Regions from separate parts of the Homo sapiens genome. Here region 2 is linked to region 1. Evidence: read pairs that join two places in POLR2A ChIA-PET (ENCODE). Cell type or tissue: A673. All regions are shown on one strand. Links, peaks and the distances in the headings refer to the core of each region. The heading gives the core; the rest is flanking DNA.

Evidence for each region. Peaks named below come from ENCODE experiments on the same cell type or tissue, not always from the same donor. Only the 100,000 strongest peaks of a DNase experiment are listed, where the experiment ranks them.
Region 2: POLR2A ChIA-PET joins it to region 1 with 16 read pairs; 9 of 35 experiments call an interaction of 5 or more read pairs at or near these places.

What each region holds. Positions count from the first base shown.
Region 1 is chr12:105,346,727-105,352,104 of GRCh38, reverse strand. It overlaps C12orf75 (chromosome 12 open reading frame 75), which reads right to left. Exons shown (of 6, transcript NM_001145199.2): 2 at 3,479-3,503. Among named protein-coding and RNA genes, the nearest start is that of C12orf75, 19 kb to the right of the region's middle. In A673, for the core only: no CTCF peak of the experiment used is centred there; no DNase peak of the experiment used is centred there; H3K27ac peaks cover 493 bases.
Region 2 is chr12:105,198,872-105,204,241 of GRCh38, reverse strand. APPL2 (adaptor protein, phosphotyrosine interacting with PH domain and leucine zipper 2) reads left to right here. Exons shown (of 21, transcript NM_018171.5): 9 at 457-539; 10 at 4,711-4,869. Among named protein-coding and RNA genes, the nearest start is that of APPL2, 35 kb to the left of the region's middle. RefSeq lists enhancers at 3,761-4,261, 4,262-4,762. In A673, for the core only: no CTCF peak of the experiment used is centred there; no DNase peak of the experiment used is centred there.

The DNA of each region.
Region 1 (5,378 bases), core at 153-5,152:
TCCTTCCCCGTTCAGTCATTAAACAAATCTTATTAATTACATTTTCTAATGCATCTTGTTTGTATCACCTCTTCTCCTTTCCCTCTGCTATCTGACCCTCTTGTAGCCTCACTTCCATTATTCCTCTGTGCCTGCACCCTCCCTCATCCCATGTGTCACACTGCTTTGGGAGTTACTGCCCTAAAACTCAAACATAATCATTTAATTCCTCCACCTTAAAATCTCTATCAGCCCTTGAATGCATAAAAAAAAACAAGCACGATTATTGGCCTTGCACCCAAGGCCCTTCACAAGCCAGCCCTGCCCATCAACCTCATCTTTCACTTCTGCCCAGACTGTACCACAGGCACAGGCTCCAGGGGACACCACCTGGCTGGCTGGTCCCAGACCTACTGTCCTCTGGCACTCCCATGCCTTTTTTCATGCTTGTCCTCTGCCATGGGTTGCCATTTTTCTCCTTTTCTGCATGAACTCTTGTTCATCCTTCAATTCCAAGACCAGCATTAAATTCTGAACACTGGAATAATTAGCACTTACCACACTGTATTTTGGTCCCTAGTAGACAGTGAACTACTTCAGGACAGATACATCATTTTATTTATTATTATATACTGACTTCTCACCTATAGAAAACAGCAAATAAATAAGAAAAACGAGTAGTAAAAATTGCAGACCTTTCCTAGAGAATTGATTTTTTAAATATATAGTATTTCTGGCTTCCAAAAATAACAACCATTTTCCCACAAAGACTTTCCTGTGGTCTGCATAATATTGTGTTTGCCCTATTCTAAGTTCTTTACTCTCAGTACTTATTCTACTATTTTGGCCAATCCTTCTGGTTTGGGAATCAGTCTGTTTAGATTTTAAAAAAAAATTTTAATGTGCATAATAAAAAAATTAAGTGTCATCTTAATTTCTTAGCTCGTCATTCATTCATGGCATCACCTAATATTACAGTCAAGATTTATAAATCTATAGCTTCCACTTAAAAAATTGAACGTGCCTGAATATACCTTTTGTGTAAGGAAAAGTAATATTATAATGTTCTTTAACTTTTTCCAGGTAAATCCACTGCATTTGTTTTTAAAAGGTCATTTATTTAATAAATTACTTTATTTTAAAGTTATAGGACATAGAATGAGGTATAGTCAAGGGAAATCTGAAGAATTCAGGATTCTAAATAGTGAAATAGTTAAGTAGTTAAATGGCATCTCGCATCCTGGAACGGTTAATTCTGTTGACAAAATCATCACTAAATTTTATTAGAAAAAGAAAGATGTCATGAAATCACTCTGTCCTTGAAAAGCAATGATGGAACTGATTCAACAACTATTTATTCAACACAAACTATGATCAAAGCATGACATGAATAACTCTAGAGCACAATAAAATGGGTAAGGTATTGCCCCACTCTCAATCCTCAAGGGAAAAAAGACAAGAACATGAAGAACTACGATATAAACCCAACACGATGCCCCACAAGAAAGGTCCAAAATGCTGTGAAGGTTCTGAGGAGAAAGACACACTATGCAGCTCAGAGAGCCAGGAAATACTTCTCACAAAGGATAACACACATGCCCTACAGAACAGATGTCATTTCTATAAACAGAAAGGGAAAGGGAAAGGGCCACTCCAGGCAGTGGGCACAGCAAAACACAAGGACAGGAGCAAGAAGCATGAGGTCGCAGAAGCCCCTGAGAACAGTGGCCTGAAGAAGCTCTGCACAGCCCTCCCAGCCCTGGGCTCTGCTCACTCTCCACTGTAGCATCTCCTCCCACGCCATGCGAGCCAGTCGGTTTGAGGCTAAAACATAAATGCTCTTCCTATTCCTAATAAATCCTGGGTTCAGTCCAGAGGACGATGGGAATAATTGAAAGGTTTTGAGCAGAGGTCCTATGCAAGTGCAGGGCAGTGCTTGAGGAAAATTAATCTGGCAACACATATAGAAATTGAAGGGAGAGACTGAAGGAGAAACCAAAATATTGCAATAATAGGAATACGGTCAGGGTGCAGTATTCACTGTTGCTAAATGTTTACGTAATAAACTCCAACACAGCAAACAGGAGCTAGAAGCCATCAATTACTGCTTCCTTTGTATCTAAAGTCCTAATTTTAAAATGCATATTTAAATATTTAATTCCCAGAAAGCTTTACAATCCCATTCTCATCTTCTCTAAATTCTTTGTAATAAGAAATAAGAAAGTCTGACTCTTTTTTTTCTTTTTTTTGAGACAGAGTCTGGCTCTGTCACCCAGGCTGGAGTGCAGTGGTGTGATCTCGGCTCACTGCAACCTCCACCTTCCCAGTTCAAGCAATCCTCCTGCCTCAGCCTCCCAAGTAGCTGGGATTACAGGGGCCCACCACCATGCCTGGCTAATTTTTTGTATTTTTAGTAGAGACAGGGTTTCACCATGTTGGCCAGGTTGGTCTTGAACTCCTGACCTCAAGTGATCCACCCGCCTCAGCCTCCCAAAGTGCTGGGATTACAGGCATGCGCCACCATACCTGGCCCTATTTTTGGTATTTGACCATTGAAGGCTTTTGAGCCCCATCACTCCCCTTTTGCCCCACATCTGTGTAAGCCAATAAGAAAGTGGGGGCACTTCTTCCCTGTGCCAGCAGGAAGATCAAACCTCTGCCCATTCATAAGTAGCCTCACCCCAGCCCACTCTCCAACCAAAATAAAAACTAGACCCGTTTGGATGGCTGCCCTGCTCTCCCCAGAAAGCCTCATGTGAGCAATACATCTTTCCACACCCTCCTGAGATGTGGTGAATCAGTCTTGACACCCAACCCAGTTTTGGGTGGGAGAGTTGATCCCACCCTTCACTGGGTAACCAGAAATACTCTTAAAGAGTGAACTGCTGTAGTGTCCTTGCTATAGCTAGATTAGAGGCAGGAGGATGCAGAGAGAAGGGGCATGGAAATCCTGAATGCTCCTGAGCTCCAGATCTCTCCACAGGGAGATGCCCATTATTAAATGCCCTGTGCTCTAAAGATAGCTCAATGGTGACTATGTTGAATGGCCCTATATATTCATTCGAATATCTAGTTATCAACTTTAAAACAATTCAATGTACACTTGGTAACTGCTTGGCCCCAGCCTTTCCTCCCCAGCTAACTCTAAAACACTGCGTAGTCATAGGAGCTACATGCTTATTTCTCCTATAATCACTTGCTTTTAACTAAAAGAAAAAAAAAATCTCTATACCAGTTGGGATGGAAAACACAATTCAACATTTCCCCTTCTTAAGATCCTGAGTTAAAGTGCCCAGGCAACTGAAAAGCTAATGAAAAGCACAAAGAACCCTCTCTGAATAGCACTTTAGTTACAACGATCATCTTGACATGTGCATTATACACAAAGTATTTCCATGTCTTTTCAGCCATACCCACAGAGATCTAAAGGTCATAATCATGAAAAACAGCAACTTCCTCAGAAAGACAGCTTATAAAATCATTAATATTCAATACTTACACATCTTTGGCTGCTCCTGCAGGGCCTAGAGAAAAAAAGAAGATAGGTTTGTATTGGTGTGATAGTATTGCTACAAAAATGTTGTCTAATACCTAATTAAAATACAGTAATATTCCTGAAGAGAAAATGGGTTTAAAAAAATTTTCAAAAACAGAGAAAGGAGGGCAAAAAAATCATAAAATTCAAATCTTTTTTTTTTTTTTTTTTTGTTTCAGATACAGTCTCACTTCGTTGCCCAAGCTGGAGTGCAGTGATGCAATCTCGGCTCACTGCAACCTCTGCCTCCTGGGCTCAAGTGATCCTCACACCTCAGCCTCCTGAGTAGCTCGGAATACAGGTGCATACCACCATGCCTGGTTAATTTTTGTATTTTTTCTTGAGATGGGGTTTCACCATGTTGCCCAGGCTGCTCTCCAACTCCTGGGCTTAAGCAATCCTCCCACCTTGATTGCCCAAAGTGCTAGGATTACAGGCATGAGCCACTGCACCGGGCCTCAAATTCCAATCTTAAATTTCAAATTTAGTTTAAGTTTCAAATCTTAGCTTTGGAATCTATTCCACCCATCTTTAACAGTTCCTGTAAATTACAAGGTGCCAGTTCTGAAAAAGATTTTACAGATCACATTAATCCAACCTCACATTTTATGAATTTTAAAACTGGTAGACTTCGAGAAACATTTTCTTTTTTAAGCCATACACCTTTTAAGTTGGTGTCTGCACGGCAGGTTAAGTCAAACTGTGCGCTAATGCAAGCAATGGACTAAATTAATTAGGAAGCCTCAAACACACCAGCCTAGCTCCAAAAAGAGTCACATGCATCTCTAACTCTGCTCCCATTGGCTTCCCATCTGTGATGGTTAATACTGAGCGTCTACTTGATTGAACTGAAGAATGCAAAGTATTATTCCTGGCTGTGTCTGTGAGGGTGCTGACAAAGGAGATTAACATTTGAGTCAGTGGACTGGGAGAGGCAGACCCACACTTAATCTGGGTGGGCCCCATCTAATCAGCTATCAGCACAGCTAGAATAAAGCAGGCAGAAGAAGGTGGAAAGAGCAGACTTGCTGAGCTTTCTGGCCTTCATCTGTCTCCCATGCTGGATGCTTCCTGCCCTCGAATATCGGACTCCATGTTCTTCAGCTTTCAGACTCTTGGACTTAGACCAGTAGTTTGCCAGGGGCTCATGGGCCTTCAGCTATAGACTGAAGACTGCACTGTTGACTTCCCTACTTTTGAGGTTCTGGGACTCGGACTGGCTTCCTTGCCCCTCAGCTTGCAGACGGCCTATTGTGAAACTTCACCTAATGATCATGTGAGTCAGTCCTCCTTAATAAATTCCCCTTCATACATTCATCTATCCTATTAGTTCTCTCCCTCTGGAGAACCCTAATACACCACCCATGTGACAAAAACAGCTCATCTCTTCTGGTCTCCATCCCCATTACTTCTCGCAGATTCTCTGCCCACATTTCCTCCTCCCAATATCTTTATCTGGGAGGCACAGGACTTGGTTCCAACTCCTACAAGATATATGGTATTAAGCATCCTTTAACCTCTTAAAACCTCACCTCCCTTATGTCAAATGAGGGTAAAAGGTATCTTTCTCAAAGGTTATTGTGAAGATTTAAAAAGACAATGTGTAAAAAGACAATGTAAACACTTAACACAAAGCTGGCACATAAAAATAGCAAACTAAGTTATTATTAGACGTCACACTTAATATTTCAATTTCGATATATATTAAATAGAAATTAAAATAACTTCTGCACAAGTCACAGAGGTGTAAAAATAAAGGAAGATGTGCTACAAAGTAAGTAAATAAGTCTGTGGGTAAAGTTATTGCCAAATTGCAAGAACAATCAAACAATGATATTCATTTTGCATCTGTAATACTGCAAAT
Region 2 (5,370 bases), core at 371-5,370, 150 kb after region 1:
TGTTACCTCCCAACCAGCAGACATAGAAAATGGAGCAGTTCATACCTAATGGGCAGATTTGTAAAAGTCATGGCTGTAGAAGAATGCAAACTGGAGCTGCTCAGGGTGGGATGGTGCAGATGCCACTAATACACAGAAATGTTCTTCTTCCCCTCTCCCATACCCCTGCCCTCCAGGGTTTGTCAGGGGACCCAGACTTTCTGGGAAGTGAATATTAGACAGGAGTTACAGGAAGTAAGGAATCCCTTCCATTGGCACCCAAAAGCCAGCAACTGTGGTTTCAGTTTCAAAGTGCATAGTGCTCAGGTGTAGACTCAGTAGAGATGCTGCCAGTGCCGCGTGCGAGGCGGGCCAGCCAGCTGTGATGGCTGCCCTCACGCTGCCTGTCTCACCTTCAGTGAGTTCACTGATCACTTCCCTGGATGATTTTCAGAATATTATAATTATATCTTTCAGATTAACTTTTTTAAGAAGGGAGCAGAGATGTTTTCCAAACGTATGGACAGCTTTTTATCCTCCGTTGCAGACATGGTTCAAAGGTAATGCTGCACTCCGGCCGGGTCTTGTGTGCCCCTTGCCTTTCATGCTGATCTGACATCTCTGGGAGGTCACGGGGAGGGTTCTAACTGTGGAGGGTCGCACAGAGCCTCTGTCCACCCCAGAAATGCTCGCTAACAGTGCCCTTGCCTTAGCTGCCAATATTCATAAATATCTGGGGCACATTGGCAGAGTTTTCTCCAGATCTCTTGTTGTGAATATTGGAGTTTCACATGTCACAAGCCTGGGAACCCAGCTTAGCTTTGCTGTGGTTTTAGAAGAGCTCTTGACTTTCTTTGAGAGTACGTGGCAGTAGCAGATGGAAGTGCTGTCACTTTTCAGGAAACTCTGACCAGTGCATTAATTTATAATAGGTAAAGGAGGGATAGAGCCTTTTTGGAATTAATTTTAAAAACTGTATTTGCTTATTTTAAGAAATACAACATCACTGTCTTCAGTAGTTGAGTAACTGCCACACTAACTGGAGGCTGTGGGCGCCCTGCCACCCGCCCCTCCCCAGCTTCCATGACAGAGCTCTGAGGGGGGCCCCGGCCCCTGCAGCCTCAGGCTTGGTCCATCCGGAGCACAGCATGGGCTTCCCAAGCGCTTGCGACGAGTTCTGGAGTACAGAAATAGGTCCGTGTGTGTGTGTGTGTGTGTGTGTGTGTGTGTGTGTGTGTGTGTGTGTGTGTGTAGTTGACAAATAGACAAAATGGAAATAATGAATAGGAATTTTATTTCATGTGGATACACGAAGAGAAAGTTGCTCATTTTCTTGAAGATGTTGCATTTCACCACACCTCATGAAGGCTAAACAAGGGAATTGATCTAGGTAGAAGTCTATCTGAAATGCTCCAAAAATAATCAGTCCCAAGAAAAACCAGTGCTGAGCATTGAGACAGATGCAAAGCAAGTTGAGAGCATATACCCCTACCTGAAAGTCACTGAGCTGTTTAGCTCTGAATAATTGGCAGCAGTGAGTGATGTAGCTTTTATTTATAATTATGCTAGAAACCAACTTGTGAAATCTGATTGCAGTTTCTTGCCTTTTAATTTATTTGGTTCTTAGCCCCTGGGAATGTTAGGAGGAGGTAGAAGATGAGAGGCTATTAAATGGTCACTTTGTAAAAGTATCCTCTGTCCCTCATCTTTCACTGTCTCTTCCTCATCCTGCTTTAACTCTCAGAATTCCTCGCACTTCTGTGTTTCTGGAAGAACCATCTATGCCTCAATTTTTTTCACACACCTGATTATTTTCTGAATGGGTAGCAGGACATTTGTGCCCATGCGTGTGAGTTGCCATGGTTTCCTCTTTCTGCAGATCCTAGAGCCTCTGTCTTCCCTTCTTGTCAGCATTTCCATTAACCATTATTAGGCCAACCCAAGTATAGCACCAGCCATCCTGAGAGAACCACAACCCGGGCATTAACGTCAGGGTCTGCGCCCGGGCTACATGGCCTTCTCTGTGCAGGCTGGGGCTGGTTCTGTGAGTTACCCCCTCTGTCTGACAAGCTGTATTTAGTTATGGGGTGACAGGCAGCTGATGGGGTTTCCAAACTGAACCTTGCAGCACTTGATTCAGATAGCTAAAGTACTGTTTTGAATGCTATTTTTCCTGTAATTTTAAATTTCATGTTGGTGAGTAAATATGACCACTTTTCTCCAAACCAAGGGATGGTTTTGCTGCAGCATTGCCATGCATGAGCAGCCAGCCCACCCAGGGAGGCCTCAGAGCAGGATCTGGTGGTGGCCCTGAAGCTGTGCAGCCCTTCCCCGGGGGATGATGCCACAGGTGCTCTGTGCTTTCCAGGTGGGGGTGGATTCAGAACCCAGTGGTGGGAATCCAGACAGCGTGGCATGGTTTCCAGCCACCCTGCAGAGCTTTCTTTATTCCCTAACCCTATAGTGATACAGTTCTACCTTTCTGCGGCTCATATCTATATATCAACAGATATATATAATTTTATATATATGTGTGTGTGTATATATATACATGCTTTTTTTTGTTGTTTTATCTGTGAAGAGAACCAGTTGAAAGCAGTTAATTTTGACCCTGTTCCTTTGGTTCCTGGGAACCTTGGATGAGCTCCCAGTGTTTGAGCCTGAGTCTGTGTGGGGTGGGGGAGGGGAAGGCAGGGCAGCTACTAAAAATCTCCTGGAGTTGTACGCAAGAAGCCACGTTGGTGCCCGTGTCTTTCTGGGGACAGGATCCTTCTCTTGTATCACATCTTCAAAGAGGTTTCTCACCCATAAAAGCTGACCCTGAGCTCTTGACAGGCTCTTGGTCCCTCCTTCCCCTTCTCTCCTCCCCCGTTCTATGTGCTGAGCTTGGTCTTCCACGTTCCATTCTCTCAGCCGGGGCAGTGACAAGCAGGCGAAGCTAATGAGGTTTGTCCTCTAGCTTACCTGTCTTAAGGCCACCAATGGTAGAGTCCCTCATCATCCCAGTCAAATGTCAGAAAAGCCAAAATCGAGCTGCATTAAAGAAGAGGGGCTGACCAGGAGCAGTGGCTCACACCTGTAATCCCAGTACTTTGGGAGGCCAAGATGGGTGGGTCACTTGAGGCCAGGAGTTCAAGACCAGCCTGGCCAACATGGTGAAACCCCTTCTCTACTAAAAATACAAAAATGAGCTGGGTGTGGTGGTGCATGCCTGTAATCCCAGCTGTTTGGGAGGCTGAGGCATGGGAATCGCTTGAACCCAGGAGGCGGAGGTTGTAGTGAGCGAAGATCATGCCACTGCACTCCAGCCTGGGTGGCGGAGCAAGACTCTCTCAAAATGAATAGATTAGATAGATAGGATAGATAGATAGATAGATAGATAGATAGATAGATAGATACATACATACATACATACATACATACATACATACGTAGAGAGTGGGGGAATATGGAATGTCCAAGCCCAACGTTCCTTACCTCCAGAAGAGAGAGAATCCTGAGGTGCTCATGTGGAGAAACACTGGCCCCCTGTTTGCTTCTGATTTTAACCTTGTGGTTGCCGTGTCTCCTGTAACACAGTGCAGAGGAACACCTCCTCTAAATTGTGATTTCTCAGATGGATGGGCCCCGTTGGGCAGATTGTGTTTAGGACTTTGTAACCAAGACTGTCACTAGTGGGTGGGGTGGCCTGGTGCGGTCTAGCTCAGTAGGGGAAAAGGGCAGCCACCATTTCCACACCTCAGCACACACCTCCATGAAAGCCAGGGGCTAATGTCCCAGAGCCAGGCCATCCGCCCACTTACCCCTGTGTGGGCAGCCCTTGGCCTGCTAGCCTATGAAGCCTCAGGGCAGAACTATGGCTGTTAAAAAAGGAAAAGCATTGCCTTTGGCTTTGTTGTTGCACCTTAGTACCACTTCCTGGTCATTTTCCTGTCACCACCACTCCTGCCTAAACCAAGAGCAGGGGAGGCATGACTACCATTTCATTCCTTCCTTTATGGAACTTGCTTAGGCTGCCTGTGTGAGCAGCCCTGGAGGATGGGCTTCTCAAAGCTTTTCTCCAAAAATTTCCATCAACGGTGCTGAGCATGGATACCTCTGTCAGCAGCAAAACTGTTTAGCTGGGTTCAGCCGGGCGCGGTGGCTCACGCCTGTAATCCCAGCACTTTGGGAGGCCGAGGCAGGCGGATCACAAGGTCAGGAGATCGAGACCGTCCTGGCGAACACGGTGAAACCCCGTCTCTACTAAAAATACAAAAAAAAAAAAAAAAACAAAATTAGCCGGGCATGGTGGCGAGCGCCGGTAGTCCCAGCTACTCGAGAGGCTGAGGCAGGAGAATGGCATGAACCTGAGGGGCGGAGCTTGCAGTGAGAGGAGATCGCGCCACTGTACTCCAGCCTGGGCGACAGAGCGAGATTCCATCTCAAAAAAAAAATAAAAACAACAAAAAAAAAGACTGTGTAGCTGGGTTCAAGCATAGTTCAATGGCATTCCTTAGGTTCTGTTTTAAAACAGCAGTCATATAAACACATTTACTACTGCAAAATTGAGTCCCTGTGATTCATAGTTTTCAGGGCCTAAGGGTAGAGGGTTGTGGCCCTGTAGGAGGCTGGCAGCTCCATCTGTAAGGCCGGAAGCTTTGCGGGGGTGGAGTGATGGCTGCCAGTGGCTTCTTAGTAGTGCTGGGTTGGCCAGCAGTGAGTAACTGACCCAACACCTTCTGTCTTAAGCATTCAGGTAGAACTGGAAGCCGAGGCGGAAAAGATGCGGGTGTCCCAGCAAGAATTACTTTCTGTTGATGAATCTGTTTACACTCCAGACTCTGATGTGGCCGCACCACAGATCAACAGGAACCTCATCCAGAAGGCTGGTTACCTTAATCTTAGAAAGTGAGAACGCCACCGTCTGCCTCTTTTTCTGAAATCCGTTTTCCCTAAGAGGTGGCTGAAAAGCAATCTTACGTGCCTCATTAAAGTCAGAGGGAGGTGGGTGGGTGAGACTGGGAAGAACTCCCATCACAGCAGCCCTCCCACTTGCAACACAGGAAACCTCTGGGGCCCAGGCGCCAAACTGCACTAAGAGATGGGGCTGGAAACGAGTCCTCTAAGAGCCTGGTGCTGTGGACTCTGGTCACTGTGGCCATGTGCAAACAGACCACTCTTAACTGTTGCCGTCCTGGACCACTGACAGTTTTTATCCCCTCATGCCACTTCCCCCACACCAGCTGGCAGATGAGAGCCATGTGCTGGAGACCTACCTGCAAGGCCAGAGGCAAGGTCAGGAGGCTTTTAGAGTCAGTTCGATTCATACTGATTGAGTCACACATTTACCACTCAGGTCTTTAAGTGTCCGTTTTGAATGGAAGGGATGATCAGGTTTAAGTATTTCTG